2 separate regions of the Homo sapiens genome follow, and region 1 is linked to region 2. A link is a contact called in ENCODE Hi-C data. All regions are on one chromosome and are shown on one strand. The core of a region is the stretch at or near the end of the contact, and the rest is flanking DNA. Distances in the headings are between cores, read along the strand shown.

Evidence for each region. Hi-C counts contacts between places; a loop is a spot of excess contacts on that map. Pooled maps may share reads with other maps.
Region 1: a map with no recorded cell type shows a loop between it and region 2 (8-fold over the local background). The contact joins the promoter of LINC02977 here to the enhancer-like site in region 2. A Hi-C loop is called at or near these places in 6 of 37 single-sample maps with no recorded cell type and 6 of 50 pooled maps.

What each region holds. Positions count from the first base shown.
Region 1 is chr9:112,038,828-112,041,817 of GRCh38, reverse strand. It overlaps LINC02977 (long intergenic non-protein coding RNA 2977), which reads left to right and starts at 1,394. Exons shown (of 3, transcript NR_186812.1): 1 at 1,394-2,990. SUSD1 (sushi domain containing 1) reads left to right here. Exons shown (of 17, transcript NM_022486.5): 17 at 326-1,035. The coding sequence ends at 326. RefSeq lists enhancers at 1-146, 1-751, 147-786.
Region 2 is chr9:109,966,071-109,969,052 of GRCh38, reverse strand. The region is part of intron 6 of PALM2AKAP2 (PALM2 and AKAP2 fusion); the gene reads right to left. Among named protein-coding and RNA genes, the nearest start is that of PALM2AKAP2, 190 kb to the right of the region's middle. RefSeq lists enhancers at 836-905, 1,296-1,415, 1,426-1,475, 2,156-2,255. Within about 2 kb of position 1,297, at least 9 of the 41 ENCODE cell types and tissues checked have a DNase peak (open chromatin) inside an H3K27ac peak, as active enhancers do.

The sequences.
Region 1 (2,990 bases), core at 145-2,644, 2.1 Mb before region 2:
GGGTCAGAGTCACGAAGAACAGCTGGGGATGAGGGGAGTCAAAGGGAGTGTGGGTGGAGGTTGTCCTTGGCTCAGCAGAGCACACTCAGCGGTGAAAGGCATGACTAACCCTGTACCTCCAGGTAGCATGGGGGATGCCTTCCCAGGAAAAGAGCAGGACCAGTGATGGCTGCCCTGGCCACACACAGAGGGGTGGCTGAGCTTCCATGCTGCTCCCCCTCGCCTCCTCCCATGGGTGTGCGTGTGAGCTGTGCATAGAGATGCACAGTGGGAAAACCAAAGTGTGTTCATATTTGTCTCTTTTCTTTTCCTCCTCCATGTCTAGATGGCAGATGGACACTGAGTGGGGAGGATGCACTGCTGCTGGGCAGGTGTTCTGGCAGCTTCTCAGGTGCCCGCACAGAGGCTCCGTGTGACTTCCGTCCAGGGAGCATGTGGGCCTGCAACTTTCTCCATTCCCAGCTGGGCCCCATTCCTGGATTTAAGATGGTGGCTATCCCTGAGGAGTCACCATAAGGAGAAAACTCAGGAATTCTGAGTCTTCCCTGCTACAGGACCAGTTCTGTGCAATGAACTTGAGACTCCTGATGTACACTGTGATATTGACCGAAGGCTACATACAGATCTGTGAATCTTGGCTGGGACTTCCTCTGAGTGATGCCTGAGGGTCAGCTCCTCTAGACATTGACTGCAAGAGAATCTCTGCAACCTCCTATATAAAAGCATTTCTGTTAATTCATTCAGAATCCATTCTTTACAATATGCAGTGAGATGGGCTTAAGTTTGGGCTAGAGTTTGACTTTATGAAGGAGGTCATTGAAAAAGAGAACAGTGACGTAGGCAAATGTTTCAAGCACTTTAGAAACAGTACTTTTCCTATAATTAGTTGATATACTAATGAGAAAATATACTAGCCTGGCCATGCCAATAAGTTTCCTGCTGTGTCTGTTAGGCAGCATTGCTTTGATGCAATTTCTATTGTCCTATATATTCAAAAGTAATGTCTACATTCCAGTAAAAATATCCCGTAATTAAGATTGTTCTTCCCTTGGTTAATTTTTCTGTTACTAAGCGTCTTCTAAAAATGCTCTTTGCCCCCTGTTAGAAACTGAGATTTGGTGGTAGTGTAGTAGCAATGCTTAAAACAGTATTGAGCCCATGGCTAGACTAGAGTCCATGTGTGTTTCAGGGGAGGGGTTGCCATAGAGGGTGACACTTCTTTTATCTAAACTTCAGTAACTATGAATGTTACTCCATTATGAACTATGAAACATTAGATATAAGCGGTGCTGGACCTACTGTGAATATGCTAAGTTGACAGCTGGAGTCTATTTGATTTTACTTTTAAATCATGAATTGGCATTCTTTCCTCTTTTTTTTTTTTTTTTTTTTGAGATGGACTCCCACTCTGTTGCCCAGGCTGGAGGGAAGTGGCGTGATCTCAGCTCACTGCAACCTCTGCCTCCCGGGTTCAAGTGATTCTCCTGCCTCAGCCTCCCATGTAGCTGGGACCACAGGGCCCCCCCACCACGCCCAGGTAATTTTTGTATGTTTAGTAGAGATGGAGTTTCACCATGTTGGCCAGGGTGGTTTCAAACTCCTGATCTCAGTTGATTCGCCCACCTTTGCCTCCCAAAGTGCTGAGATTACAGGTGTGAGCCACACGCCCGGCACTAACTAACAATTTAACTCCAAGACTCAGTAAGAAACGAATGGGGAAGGAAAGACAGAGGCTTCTGGCATCTCTCCTTCTCCCTTGCCTGCTAGGCCTAGAGAAGAAAAACCATGGAGGAGGGGAGGTGATACTGCACAGCCTCAAGATGCAGCATAGACGAATGCAGTCCTTAGCAAAAGGAAAGGGCTTCCCAATGCAGTGGGCCGGTGTGTTCACCGGCTTGCTGGGTGTCAGTGAGGGAAGACTCTGAGTGCCTTGGGCTTATGGGCAGATGAAGAGACAAGAGGAACAAGTACAAACTGCCCATGTAGCTGCTCCACCCCAGGGAGTCCAGAGTGTATCCGCTCTATTGGGAAGAATTAGAGAGAGGCGAGTAATATCCTGACATTCAGGTGTTCAATGCCAGCTGTCAGCCTCTGGCCCCTGCCAGTGTTAGGAATGATTCCCCTGTCCTCTGGGGTACTGCCCTCCGACGACAACTTAGGATCAGCATTTAAAACCCTTTCTGCTCTCGTCTTAGGTAAATTATAGACCAGAACGGGTCTATAATGGGGACAGGTCCCCATCCTAACCCCCAGAGACCGTTTCTCTCAATAGATGAATACAAATAGCTCTCAATTTTTAATTTTTATGTGCAATAATGCAAACATACTTTTTTTTTTTTTTGAGACGGAGTCTCACTCTTTCTCCCAGGCGGGAGTGTAGTGGCGCTATCTCGACTCACTGCAAGCTCCGCCTCCCGGGTTCACGCCATTCTCCTGCCTCAGCCTCTGGAGTAGCTGGGACTACAGGTATCCGCCACCGTGCCCAGCTAATTTTTTGTATTTTTAGTAGAGATGGGGTTTCACCGTGTTAGCCAGGATGGTCTCGATCTCATGACCTCGTGATCCACCCGCCTTGGCCTCCCAAAGTGCTGGTATTACAGGCATGAACCACCACGCCTGGCCGCAAACATACATTTTTATAGCTCCTGAACTAAATTGGGTATCAATACAAATTACTGTGGTTAGTGTAGGGCTCGGCCTCTGATGAGTGAGGATCTTTCCTCAAAGCCCACCTTTGTCCAAAGAAAGAATCTGAGCCTCCCCTTGACTTATTTTATTTTTTGCCAGTTTTGTAAATGCTGTATGCTTCCATACTACCCCCTTCCCTAATTTCCACCTCTAGAATTAACTGCCAGAGATACAGTTGTCCACATGGAATGTAGTATAATTGTGATAGAAAGGAAGAAATCCCCCTTGCTTAGTATTAAAAGTTTCTGGTTAAAATAACTGACTAAATATTAAGTAAAACATCACCTTCTGGGTACAATGCA
Region 2 (2,982 bases), core at 48-2,547:
GATCAGAGGGTCTTGCATTTTACATTCCTGCAGCTGTTCTGTTCAGTTGCTTTCTAGTCAGTTTTTTTCTTAGTCTCTAAATTACCACAGTCTCTCTGTCTGTGTCACACTCCACAGTTTTATAGCCCGGAGAGGAACTGGGTCTGGGGTCACTCCCTGGAATCTGAGGATCATGTTCTGTCACTGGAAGAAATCCTGAGATTCTTCTAATGAAGACAGAGGGCTGACATAGCCAGCCTTTCCAGGGGTCTTAGTGGCAGACTTACTGGGAGTTTTGAAGTGAAATGTAGCTGCCCTGAAAATCGCGCTGAAAATCGCGGCTGGACTCCTTAGGGCTTCCCCCCACAATTCCTGTGCATTGATTTCACATGGAGTCCCCAGAAATTTGGGGGACTGGGAGCTGGGTACAAGTGGTAGATGCTGAAGGCTAACACAAAATCAGGGCCTCTTTCAGAAACCCAGGTTTCCCACCTCCCTTTGTAGGGTGCAATGAAACCCAACAGAGTGGCCAGAGACAGGGACTTTTGTCTTGGGAGAGTACTGTTTCCTGTTGATGATATAGCTAGACGTCTTCGGAGAAAACCTTTCACTGAGAGATCTAGTCGCTTCTGCTCTCAGTTTGGGCTATAAACAGGAAATAGAGAGAGCTGCTTAGAAATGAGATATCATTATAATCAAAATAGCTCTTGTTGATTTTTGCTTTCTCCTGGAATTCCAGTTTCCATTTAGTGGAAGAAGGAGGTTTCCCAGCAGATCCAGGCCTTCCACAGCCTATGGGGTACGCGAGGGCCTCAAGTTGCAAAGCAGGCAGGCCAGACCCCCAGGGCCATGGTGGCCTCTGAGCAAATGCAGGAGTCCCTCTCCCTGGGAGAAGTGCCAGAGAGGACTGTTCTGGGAGAGATTTCCAGAATTCCAGTATCCTTTCTTCTTCAGACCACACAGCCTCAGTCCTAAATCCTTTACCATTCATTCATTCATTCATTTATTCATTCCCTCATCAAACAAACATTGTTTGGGTCACTTTTGTGTGCCAAGCACTGTGGTAGACACCAGAACTATTGCAGAGAAAAAGACCAAGTCCTTGCTTTCAAGAAGCTTATGATCTGGTGTGAGAGATAGATACTCAGATACTCACACACCATCCTGCCTGTTGGAGAATAACTTCAAGTGGTCTTCATGGTACCCCAAACCCACAAATTTAAACACAACAAAGTCAACTTTCCCTGGTTGACTCATCCACCACTTTCTGTTCCTCCCAGAGCTTCCTTAAGCAGGCCATTGTGGTGGTTTTGAGACATGTCTAAAAATTCTTTGACACTTCTCCCTTCAAGACATGGAGTCTCAGCCAAGTGCGGTGGCTCACGCCTGTAACCCCAACACTTTGGGAGGCCAAGGCGGGCAGATCACCTGAATTCAGGAGTTTGAGACCAGCGTGGCCAATATGGTGAAATCCCATCTCCACTAAAAATACAAAAATTAGCTGGGTGTGGTGGCGCCTGCCTGTAGTCACAGCTACTCGGGAGTCTGAGGCACAAGAATCACTTGAACCCAGCAAGTGGAGGTTGCAGTGAGCCAAGATCGTGCCACTGCACTCTAGCCTGGGCAACAGAATGAAACTCTGTCTCAAAAAAAAAAAAAAAAGACACGGAGTCTCACTGCGCTACCCTTGCATATGGGCTGGCCTTAGTGCCTTGCTTCTAATACATAGAAGGTGGCAGAAGCGATGCTGTGAGACTTGGAGGCTGGGCAAGAAAAGGTAATACATCTTCTGCCTGGTTCTCTGTCTTGAGATACAGCTGCTGAGCTGTGAAGAGCCCCTTGCCACATGGAGATGCCCTGGGGAGATGTTCTCGCTGACAGCCCCAGCTGAGGTCCCAACAGCCAGCCAGCATCTACCACCGGACACGAGGGGGAGGAAGCCTTCAGGATGACTCTTGACTCTTGCCCCAGCTACATCTAACCACCAGCTTGTGACAGATCCCAAGAACTACATAGCTGAACTGCAAGAGATAATAATAACAACAACAGCATAGAACATAAATCATTTTCGTTTTAGCTTCTAGGTTTGGATGATTTGTTATGTGGCAAAAGACAACCAGAACAATCCTAGAAACACCGTGATGGAACTCCGTTCCTTAACAACTTTGCTACTCAAGGAGTGGCCGGCAGACCCGCGGCACCAGACCACCTGGGAGCTTGCTACAAACACAGACCATTGAGTACCGCCTGAGACCTACTGAACCAGAACCTGCATTTTCACAAGACTGCCAAACATTTCACATGCATGTTAAGCTTTAAGAAGCACTGCTTAGCAAGACTGTTTTGAAAGTACATTATTTTAAGGTCATGCTTTAAAATATTCAAACACCAAAAAATAACGTAACAGACACCAACGTACCAACCATCCAGATTTAAAAGATAAAAAATAGCAAGCATATATTCTGTGCTGAATACTATTGTAAGATCTTTACAAATATTGACTCCTTTAACCTTCATGACAGCCTTGTGAGAGAGGCACTACTTTGTCATTCATTGTTATGTGATAGAGGAAGAAACAGGACAGAAAGATTAAGTCATTCACTCAAGGTCACACAAGCTCATAAGCAGCAGTACTGGTATTAGAACATTAGCAGTACTAAATGCAGGGTACCTGGCTCCAGGGTTGAGCTATTCTGCTAAACATTTAACACTTTGCCACCTCTTCCTTGATATCTTAAGTCTATCAAGGCTCTTCTGAAATTAGTCTCCATCTCTCCCTTTTCTTTTGCACAGCCACCATCCTAGTTTAGTCTAGGACTTGTGCAACACTGCCCTGGCTGCCTTGAACCTCTGGTATGGCACCATTCAATCCATTTTCTACGATGCCCCAGATTGATCTTTCTGCCGACACTGATCTTTTCATCCTCCCTGCCCAGATAGTTTTAGTGCCTCTGCTCTGCCTGGCACCTAAACAGGTCAACTTGGACTCCAAGTCCCTTGAAA